Regions from separate parts of the Homo sapiens genome. Here region 1 is linked to region 2. A link is a loop called in an ENCODE intact Hi-C map of the cell type or tissue named here. Cell type or tissue: K562. All regions are shown on one strand. Each heading gives the region's core, and the rest is flanking DNA. Links, peaks and the distances in the headings are about the cores only. Region 1 overlaps CRADD (CARD and death domain containing adaptor protein). Region 2 overlaps CRADD (CARD and death domain containing adaptor protein).

The links. Peaks named below come from ENCODE experiments on the same cell type or tissue, not always from the same donor. Only the 100,000 strongest peaks of a DNase experiment are listed, where the experiment ranks them.
Region 1: a loop joins it to region 2, with 4 times the contacts of the local background. A loop is called at or near these places in 6 of 110 quality-filtered maps.

Annotation. Positions count from the first base shown.
Region 1 is chr12:93,703,658-93,709,041 of GRCh38, forward strand. All of the region lies in intron 2 of CRADD (CARD and death domain containing adaptor protein), which reads left to right. CRADD-AS1 (CRADD antisense RNA 1) reads right to left here. Exons shown (of 3, transcript NR_110092.1): 3 at 4,134-5,384. Among named protein-coding and RNA genes, the nearest start is that of CRADD, 29 kb to the left of the region's middle. In K562, for the core only: no CTCF peak of the experiment used is centred there; a DNase peak (open chromatin) is centred at 2,914.
Region 2 is chr12:93,755,161-93,760,544 of GRCh38, forward strand. All of the region lies in intron 2 of CRADD (CARD and death domain containing adaptor protein), which reads left to right. Among named protein-coding and RNA genes, the nearest start is that of CRADD-AS1, 20 kb to the left of the region's middle. In K562, for the core only: no CTCF peak of the experiment used is centred there; DNase peaks (open chromatin) are centred at 1,330, 2,893 and 4,457.

The sequences.
Region 1 (5,384 bases), core at 228-5,227, 51 kb before region 2:
AGCCTCTTTTTTTAAAAAATAATTTTTTACTTTGAAATAATTTAAGACAAGAAGTTGCAAAAATAGTACTGAGAGATCCCAGGTACCTTTCACTCAGCTTCCCCCAATGATAATATCTTACATGATCATAGCACATTGTTAAAAGCAGGAAATTGACATTGGTGCAATACTAGTAATTCAAGAACAGACCTTATTGGAATAGGTTTTACATGCAATCTGTTTTTAGTGTGTGTAGTTCTGTGAAATTTTATTACCTTTGTAGATTCATACATGCTTTTGATTTTTAATGCTCACTTACCGTCAAATTATTTGGAGCCTTTCTTTTTTTTTTTTTTTTTTTTTTGTAGAGATGGGGGTTCCACCATGTTACCCAGGCTGGTCTTGAACTCCTGAGCTCAAGGGATCTGCCTGCCTTGGCCTCCCAAAGTGCTGGAATTACAGGTGTGAGCCACCACACCTGGCCTATTTGGAGCCTTTGTGTGAATAATTAATAATAGCAAAACTGGAAATTATTTAATCTGGAAATCTCAATTTAATACTCTTAACAAAAAGACTACTGGATTAGAAAGTAGAAAGTCAGGTTCTAATTCCAGCTCTTCAACTAGGCAGTTAAACTTCTTTGGTTAAGTCATTTACATATTTGGTACATCATGTACTCATCTCTGAAATGAGTGAGCTAAATGAAACAAATCTTGATTTCCACTTTCCCTTCTCTAAACATCCTTCTGTGTACTGTATTTTAAAAGGCACCATCTGTATTTTACCACATTGTTCTAGCCAAAAACTTAGGCATCATCCTTGTTTCCTTCTTTGCTGTACCTACCCTCTTTCCTTCTGTATATTCCATTAGCAAGTCTTCTACAACATTCCCCAAATCTGTCTACTTGAGTCCATCCCTTGCCTGGATTACTGCAGTAGCCTCCACATGTACTTTCCCGTAAAACGTTTTCCACATGGCAATCAGAGCCATCTTTTAAAAATAGAAATCAGACTTTGTTATTCCTCTGCTTAAAACCTCCTCCTAGGACTTTACATTGCACTGAGAATCAGAGCTCCTCACCAGGGCCCAAAAGGGACACCGTGACCTGGGGACTCCTGCTGGCTTCTTCAGTCACATCTACCATTCCCTGCCTTCTCCCTGTAGCCCAGCACAGGCCTCCTCTGTCACTCCAGTCGGCCAAGTCAGTGCCCACCTCGAGGCCTTTGTTCCAGCCTAGCCGTTCTCTGTGCCTGGTGTGCCCTGCTCCCAGTTTTGCTCTAATAAGTGGCTCCCTCTGGTAATTTAGGTGTCAGGCCTCCTTGATGAGGCCTGCCTGATCAAATTAGCCACCTCCCAAGTCACTTTCTGCAACATTATCCTGTTTTGTTTCTTGCACAGCATTTAACACTATCTGGAATTATCCTCCGCACTTGATTGGACTTGTTACTTGACAAGCGAATTTCCCTTCTCTAGACTGTAAGCTCTTTCAGAAGTAGGGCAGCTTTAACTGCCTGGTTTATCCTGCATCCCCAGACCCCAGGACAGTGCCTGTCCCATCAATAATTATGTGTTGAGCAGATGCATTTATGGACCAGATCATCACAGAGGATTTTGAAATTGAAAAAATTACTTAATTAAATGAAATGTTTAAAATTAATTTTTTGGGATTCTGAAGGGAACTTTTATGATTAAATTTCTGTGTACTACAGGTTGCCTATTGTGTAGTCATGTTTTAGTAAAAGTTCTTTTCCTGAGGCAGGACCATTTCAGATGGGAAAGATAAGTTTTCTGTGCTCTAGGGACAGTCTCCTGTCTGCCTTGAACACATTAGACAGATGACCTTAATGATCGGAAGAGATGCATTGGAAATACATTCCTTTCCCTCATCAGCAGTGCTTTTGCATTAGCATTGAGCAGGGTTTGACTTTCTTGGTGATACAGAAGGTGCAAGAAGCTTAGTATCATGTGGTTTGACATTTAATCAGACTTGCTTTCCTTGTTAACCTAAAGGCCTTCCTCTTCTTTGGAATTTAATGTGTCAGTAATGGCTCCTAGAGCTGGAACAGATGGAGCTGTTGATGTTCTCACTTAAACGAAAAAAAACATGATTTATATCCTCAGCTTCATTTCTTAAATTCTTGTTGAACTTTCATTTGATTGTCAGAGCCACATAACCAGAATGTCACTAAATTTGCTTTCGCGGCATTACCATCTACTTTTGCTTTTTAAGCAGTTTTGGAAATGTGATGTAGTATAGGAACATGAGTACATGTTTTTAAACATGTATTATTCGGAGTTAATGATTCACTGCTGCTGAAGGAGTAGTTTCTGTGTGAAGGCAATGGTTATTTTTTTCATTAAATATTCTCATCAGAAGTTAATATGTTTTTCTTCTCTTATTCTGGACTTGTCTTATAAAAAATACATGTACTCGTATAGCTGCCAATGAGACAAGTGTTGACATTTTGGTTTCTTTTGTTATGGTTTTATTGTTGTTATTGCTAATGAATGATTTTTGAAGCAAATATGTACTTTCAAGCAAATATGTGCAAATATGAAGTTGGAAGATGATATTTTCTCTTAAAAGCATTTTACCATTTTCACATTGCCATGCCCTTAGCTTTCAGGGTGTTTTCTTGAGTCATTATTTTCTTTTGTTGATTCTTTAAAATGTACCAATGGTGAGTGTGAATTCATAGTATGAAAAATGTGGGTGATAGACTATGATTAGACATAGTTCAAGATAATAGTTTATATGAAAAATTGATGCTCTAAAGCATTTGCTACCAAAATTTGTTTTTTTGTGTGTGTGTTACCTTTACTCTTCTCCCTGGGTCCACTTAATGGTTCTGTATTTTTTTGGAGAGCCAAATATGTCTTGAAGGTAGTCGGGGAGAGGGAGGAGGAGCAACATGAAATGAGTGTGCTGTTTTATCAGAAGCCACTTATTCACAGGGCCTGAAGTGATAGCTGTTGGGAGAAGTGATATTCATACTGATGGGGGTAAAACTGCCTACTCATTTTGGGGAGCTTTTGTTTTCATAATAAAAATTGTTTGTACAAATAAAGGATGTTCTAAAGGAGAGGACTATTTGCAATTGAGTGTTTTCTATTCTGGCAGCATCCGATTGAAAATCATTTCAGAAATTCTTAGTATTGCATGCAATCATTGTTTAGTAGCTAGATCTTTTTAACTTTATGATAGAATTGTGCATTTCATTTCTGTTTTAAGTCCTATCCATGTATTTAAGTAGTGTAATAAATTATTTTCTTGCCAGCAGGGTGACTTGAGTGAAAAAATATGTATAATTTGGCCAATAGCCTAATTCTGTGACCTCTACAATCCAAATGGATGCCGTGGCTTTTACTTTGGTTACATTTCAAATGACTTTAATTGGCCTGAAATTCTATTAGTATGATTGATTCAGGATACCCATTCAAAGTCATCTCATTTGTCTGTGTCATTTGTCATGGATCAAATCTCTGGGCAAAGCAGTCATTGAACCTTGGTTAAACCTCAGACTGTGTCCGTCTGTCAATTTTATAAATGATTGGGAGGAAGGCACTCTTGTGAGTTCTGGATCAGTAGTGATATAATTCTGTTTCTGTTTTTTGCTTTTTTAAATCTACTGCTACATAATAAACCACTCCAAAACTTGGTGCCTTAAAATAACCATTTTACCTTGGTCATGATTTTGTGGGTTAGGAATTAAGAAAGGGCTCAGCTGGGCAGTTTGTCTCTGATCCACATGGTGTCAGCTGAGGAATCTGGGGATAGGGGATCCACTTTTGAGATCTCAGACTCAGATGTCTGGTGCCTTGACTGGGGTGCGTGGCTCTGGGCAGGGGGCTTAGCTGGGGCCCAGCATGTGGTCTCTCCATGTGGCTTAGGTTTCTTTCAGCATGGGAGCTGGGTTTCCCAAAATGTGAGGATGGAAGCTTCAAGGCTGAAGGTTTCTCAGGATGTAGACTCATAAGTCCCAGAACACCAGTTCTCCTGCTTATTGGTCAAGTAAGTCACTAAATTCAACCCAGACTTGGGGTCAGGAGGGGGTCAGGGAGGGGAGTAGCATTATCCTTCACTTTTCATTGGGAGAAGAAACAAAGGATTTGAGGCCATCATTAATGGCTAGTGATGAGATCACATCAGAATAGCATTTATTTAATAGCAATTTATTACTCTCCTGAGGTTCAGGTGGCTTAAAGTGCAAATATTAGTAGGTAGTTCCATGTAAGGGAATCCCATTCCAAGTGGCACAGCCTTCATTTAGACAAAACTCTGATGTAATTCATTCTAGTCATTTGATGGATGGAGACTCTAAAAGTGGCATGAATATAATCTCAAAATATCTAGAAAGATGTCAGTCCTCTGAGTCATTGTGCAAACTAGTTTGTTGAGAGAGTTCAAAGGCATCATGGATCTTAACAGCTAGAAAAGATTCTAAGAGATTACATCATCATTATCACCTTCTGGAAAGATTTATTGAGCATCTGTTAGGTGCCAGGCCCTGGGAATACAGAAGAGAATATGACTGATTCTTGCCGTTGAGACATAGTTGAGGACATAGAATTGATACACAAGAGATGAATAGAAATCCATGGAATATAGACTAACTGGTAAATAAAAGTACAGGTGATAAGAGCACAAGAAGGAGAAGTAATCAATAGAGGCTTAGCTAGGGGCTGGGAAAGGCTGTAGGGACTTTCCGTCACTCCGAAAACATGAAGTCCAAAGTGGTGGCCATTACCTACAAGTCCCTTTGAGATCTGGATCCCTGTATCCTCTCTGATCCCCTTTGCTACCTCTCTTTTCCTCACTCACTGGCCTTCTTCCATGGAAGTATAGGCATTTGAGGATCTTTGCCACTTGCTCATTCCTCTGCCTGGAATGCTCTTTTTCCAGATATTCCCATAGTTTGCTTTCTCACTTCCATCAGATCTCTGGTCAACTGTGCTCTCCACCAGCCTTCTCTGACCACTCTATCTACTTCCTGTTCATCAACACATTTATCTCCATGAAGCCAGGGCATTGTCTGCCTTATTAATTATTGTATCCTGAGCACCTAGAGTAGTGCCTGGCATCATTGGTGCCCAACAAAATATGGTTGAATGTATGAATGAGTAAATGAATGCAGAATCTTGAAACAGGGTGTGCTTTTTGGGCTGATAGAACAAAGTAGTGTAAACTGGGTAGCTTATAAACAATAGAAATTTAATTCCCACAGTTCTAGAAGCTGGGAAGTCCAAGATCAAGGCACCAGCAGATTAGGTGTCTGGTGAGGGCCCATTTCCTGGTTCATAGACGGTACCTTGTTGTGTCTTCACATGGTAGGAGGGTCAAGATAGCTCTCTCGGGCTTCTTTTATATGGGTACCAATCTTGTTCATGAAGGCTCTGCCAAAGG
Region 2 (5,384 bases), core at 125-5,124:
AAACCCTTCCCTATGATTTCATTACCTCCCACCAGGTCCCTCCCATGACATGTGGGTATTATGGGAGCTACAATTCAAGATGATATTTGGGTGGGGACACAGCCAAACCATATCAGATACAGTTCCCAAATATTGCCTTATCCCTCACAAAGGAGTGGTGGGCTTAGAAGGCCACATGTCAGCAGAGTCCTGCATCTCCTCTGCATAGGTTTATATCACCTTCTAATTTGGAAAATTTTTTAAATCTCTGTTCTAGCTTTGTCATATGCCCTACATGACAGTGGAACTAACTACCCTATGATTTTCACCTCAGCCAGGCTTAGTCTTCAGGTTCCAGGTGTTGGTTGTTTAACAGCATCACAAAACCTAGGGCTCCCAACATATGAATACACAAACTTACAAATAAGACAGGCATTTCAGAGCAGAACATCTGGTGTTTGTCTGCCCCACAGGCGTACCTCCTTTAGGTGTAATTCATTGGAATCCCAGTCAGCCGATTTAGGAGCCTAAGTGCATTAGCTCATGGCCAGTGCACTGTAGCCACATACTGTAGTTTCTTCAGGTTGAGTGATGCTTATTGATCTGTTAGTTTGCTCCGCAGAGCCCCTCTCTGCCCCAGGTAACTTACTTTCTGATGGTAATATTTTGATAGAAAGTAAATAACTTTGTTTCAATAAAAGAAAAAGTAGCATATGATTATTTTAAAGATTAAGGTACAGATTGGATATTTTTGGAAAATTTGCTGCTTTTTAGGCAGATGAACTGTTAGGTGGGTGTGGGCCATGTTCTAAGCCCAACTAAATCCATCTTTAGAACAATTCTAAAGAAAGCAGAAAAGATAAAGATATCAAGTCATAAATGTATACTTGTTTATTGAGCATGGTTTAAAATTTTAATCAGCCTACAATCAGCCCTGGCATCCTTGATTCCCCTTACTTTGTTGCACTTTTTAAAAAAGCACTAATAATTATCTAAAACACTAAAAAATTTATTTATGTTCATTACTTACTGAGTATTTGCCCCTTCATCCTCCAAGTGAGTGGCACAGGTCAGGCATCTTTCTCTTTTTTGTTCACCAATATATCTGAAATGTGTGTTACAGTGCAAATAATAAATGTTCAATAAATACTTGTTAGTGAATGTTGGGAATGACTCACCATAAGTTCAGCGATATTAAGATTAGTTAAGCCATGATCCAGTGAATATGTCCATTTTTAGGAAAGCACCCTCACTAAAAGGAATAAAATTTTGTTGTAAGACTTAGGCCCATTACTCTGGCCCTGGTGAACTGGACCAGACCACTTGTAAGCCACACAGGGACCTGCCACAAAGAGAGAGGAGATAAGACAGAGCCTGGATCTCTAAGGTCTAGAGCGGAGCTGGTTTAAGCTGTTTTATTCCAGGGCCTTCCTTGTTCACTGCTGCATCCTCAGCATCCAGAACTGGGCCTGCTGTGTAGTAGATGCTCAATAAATATTTTTTGAATGAAGAAAGGCAAAGTCCTTCTAAGCAGTAGGAAGCCTTTCTGTATAGGAGTAGAAGAAGGAGGAACAATCCAAAGAGGAAATGGGTCCAGTGATAAGAGCTTACAAGAACATGCCATGTAGGCACAAAACCTTAACTTCTTGGCACATCAGGTATCAGGGAACTTCCAGGCAGTGCAGGACACACAACCTCCTAGCCTTCATCCACACTGGAAGGTATCTCTCATTCTCCTGGCACACCTACAGGTGGGAAGTCTTGAGCACTGTCTTGAGGCTGAACCCGCCACTGACAGAAATGATTCAGTTTAACAGAAAATCAGTTAATTTATTTGCCAGTCTATTTGTTCACTTGATTACCATTGTCATGGCTGAGTGAAATTTTCATTTAAGGGATGAATGAATTGTAACCTTTTAAGCACCATCACTTAAAACTATCCAACCACTTTTGTTGGAAAATTTACTAAAACATACGTATATTTCCCCATCTTCTTAATAAAGCATTAGAAGATTTTCGTATTATCTCAAGATCATTTGGGAAACATTGTGCTGTTATATAGTAGTACACTTAGAGTCTACTCCAGGTAGAGTTTTCATTATGCCGAAGACCATATATTGTATTTTTTGAATTCTCATGCCTGTTTTTCTTGGTTTTACTGTCTTCTCTCTCTGGTAGGTTATGTGTTCATTTTCTAGTGCTGCCTATGTGGCTGCCCCAAGAGTCTCCAATCTCCCAAAACATACTGTCCCTGGTTATCTGTAGAAAAATAGATGGCCAAGTTTATTAGATTCATCTAAAATACAAAGGAAGTTTAATGTATGGACTTTGTGATACCCACAAGCCTCCTGTTTCATCTCTCCCATCTCTAGTTCTTCTCAGCAGTGCTCTGGAAAATTGGGCTCATCAGACATGTGGCTTCTGGAGAAATGAGGTTTTAATAACTTGTCGTTTTTCTGTTCCAAATTTTGAGAGTAGCAGTATATCACTGCTTAAAATGTGCTAATTTTTGAGATAACTTTTCTTAGCCTGGTTCTCATTAGAGCTTAAGAAGGAGACAATAGCAATAGGACATTGTTTGCTCAGCCTCTCCATTTCTGTAGGAAAAGAATTGTTAGGAGGAGGAAGGGTAGGGAAAAAAAAGTGCAGGGGAGTGTCATCATCTGGTAGATAGTTTAAAAAAATTCCTCTGGCTTTGGAGTAGGAAAATTGATTGTAGAGGATCCAGGAGGAATCAGAGAGGCTGTTGAAGAGGCTATGGTAGCTGTCCATGTGAGGGACAATGGCTTGGACAAGGGTGGCAGTGGTGCAGATAGAAAAGGGTGGTTGGACTCAGCATACATTGGAAGAAGAGGGCACAGGACCCTGTGTCAGATATTTTGGTATATTCCTCCTATCATTAGAGTTTAGTCATGTGTATTCACACCCCACATTTGTTTCTTCTAAGAAATGAAGTCTATCCGTTAAGGAAATGTCAGTTAATCCTCATTGCTGCTGTTATCATGGTTGGATTTGCTCCAAAAGGTATGTTACCATATATAGAATTAAAACCAGTCTCTACCCTGTGGGGAAGTAATGCAGATGTTTTGAGATTAGAGTTTAGAATCTATTCCAAAGATCTGCCAGAACACATGTTTAACAATGAGCATGAGAGTTTTCCCCATTGCTATTCTTACTATGTTGTTTATCAAACAAAGATAATTTGGGGGCTTGTGTAGAAACTCCACAATATTTAAGAAAATAAACACAAATCTCTGAGTCAATAACTAAATGTTTCTGATGGTATACTAAGAAATATAACTTATTTTATTAATGGTTATTAATATAACCATGACTTTTAAATTAATATTAATATTAACTGATATTAATATTAATGTAACCATGACTTATATTAATGGTTATTAATATAATTATGACTTTTAATTCTTTTAATTAAAATATTTGTGGTTCTTTATAGTTCACCACAGCTTTGAATAAAACAAAATTGTTTTCATGTTTTAAATGCAGTGGAAGGTTTTATGTTTGGTGTTATTCAATTGGTAAGGCAAATTGCTTTGTTATTAGCTTGATTTACGTGAAAATTTAGATTTAATTTTAGATTTGGTAGATTTTAATCTGATACCATTTTATATTGGTTTATATCTGAATGCTTCATTAAGATCCTGGGTATACACAGTTTAACCTCAAGCATATAGTCTTATTATATTATTTTATTATAAGAAACAGAAGTATGGAAACTTGAGGCTGGGACTGTTCAGAGCTAAATCTTATGAAATGAAATAAGTTCTTGTAATCATTTTGCAGCCATTATTTGTTGTGCTTTTGTGGTATTTTGTCTCTTTTGAGCTATCCTCACAGGTTTCCAGGAATTCAAGGCCTAAGAAACATTCTACTAAGAACTTGAAATACCAAGGCATTTAATTTTTGGAAGTGTAGAATGTTTTATTACTTTTGAAGTTTTGAGGACCAGCAAAATAGAGAAGTGTATTGTGTTACACAATTTGCTATGTTATAAATGTTTACTTTTAGTGGACATGATGTAACTAGAATGGAAAAAAACACAGAAATAGTAATTGTTGATATAATCTTGCCTTGGAGGTAGCGATGGGTGGGGGAATGGGGAGTGGGAACATAGCATGAGAGGAGAAAAAAATCTGTTACCAATTTATGGTAAAATTATTACAGTTAAAAAGAGTTGCATATATGAATAATAATAAAACCTTCACCCAGCTTTCTTGAAAGTTTACAAACTTCCTTTCTTTGCTTAGAACTAGCTCGAGAAAGGAAAAAAAAAATCTTCTCTTAGATTCTTTGCATAAAAAACTAATTCCTTTATTTTTCTCACCGGTTCTCTTCATCTTTCATTTTGGTCCCCAGAGAATACTGTTTGACTATTTTGAAATCATTTCTCTTCTCCACTTTGTTGCACTTTGCCCTCTGGGATCGTTTCCCCAGCTCACTCTTCTTCCTTTGTCCTACTGCTCCCTTTACCCCCACCTCTCTTTCTATAGCCAAGAAAGAAACTTGTTAACCATGACTTTTTCTTTTAGGAACCAATTCAAAAATCCCTTTGGTACACAGGTTTACAGGCACCCTATCTCAGTCTGATTCCAGAAAAAAAAGCACCAGGAAATACAGGAAAATATGTAGCTATTAATAAATTCCACAGATAGGCAGAAGTTGCCAAAGGAAAATGGGAGAACAACAAGGACTGTTCATTGGACTTCCAGGAATAGAAATTGTTGGGAGTCTACTCTTTTCAAAATAAACTGACATGGGGCTGACCACCTTGTCAGTTACTCCCATCTGATGGTGGGGTGTGGCAAACAAGGGCAAAGGTATTGTTTGGTTTTCAAGGTCAGGCTGCTAATTGTATAATTGGATTAACCCAGCCCGCAGAGACATGGAGACTACCAGTCACTTGTTAGCCTGGGTCCCAAGGTAGAAGCAGCACAAAAGTATGGGGAGGATGTTCAGCTGAAATGGAAGGAAGAAAGTAAAGAGGATAGAGAAAAAAATACAGAAATGTTAGCCAAAGGAGTTATAATTAGGAGAAAACCATTATCTTATTAATCTCTGTGTGATTAATTAATTATAAATGAGTTTTCTCTTGGAAAAGAGCGAAGCTACTTAGTATGACTTGTGGGGAGAGTGTGTGTGAGGAGAAGAAAGTGTACTTTTTCTGCCCAATTATGGAAGGTCTTAAACATCAGCCATGTTTTTAGGAGTTTGACTAATAAATCCAGAAGGCTTATTATTTATTTTATCCAGGCATGTTTTATTTACTATGAGAGATCTTCTTAGTTCTTGCTTTTGTTTTGTAAGAAAAATGAGCTAGGTTAGCAGTGTCCGTTTTCTGTTTTTAGAAAATAAGATGTCTGAGATGTTAGAATCTTCACATATAA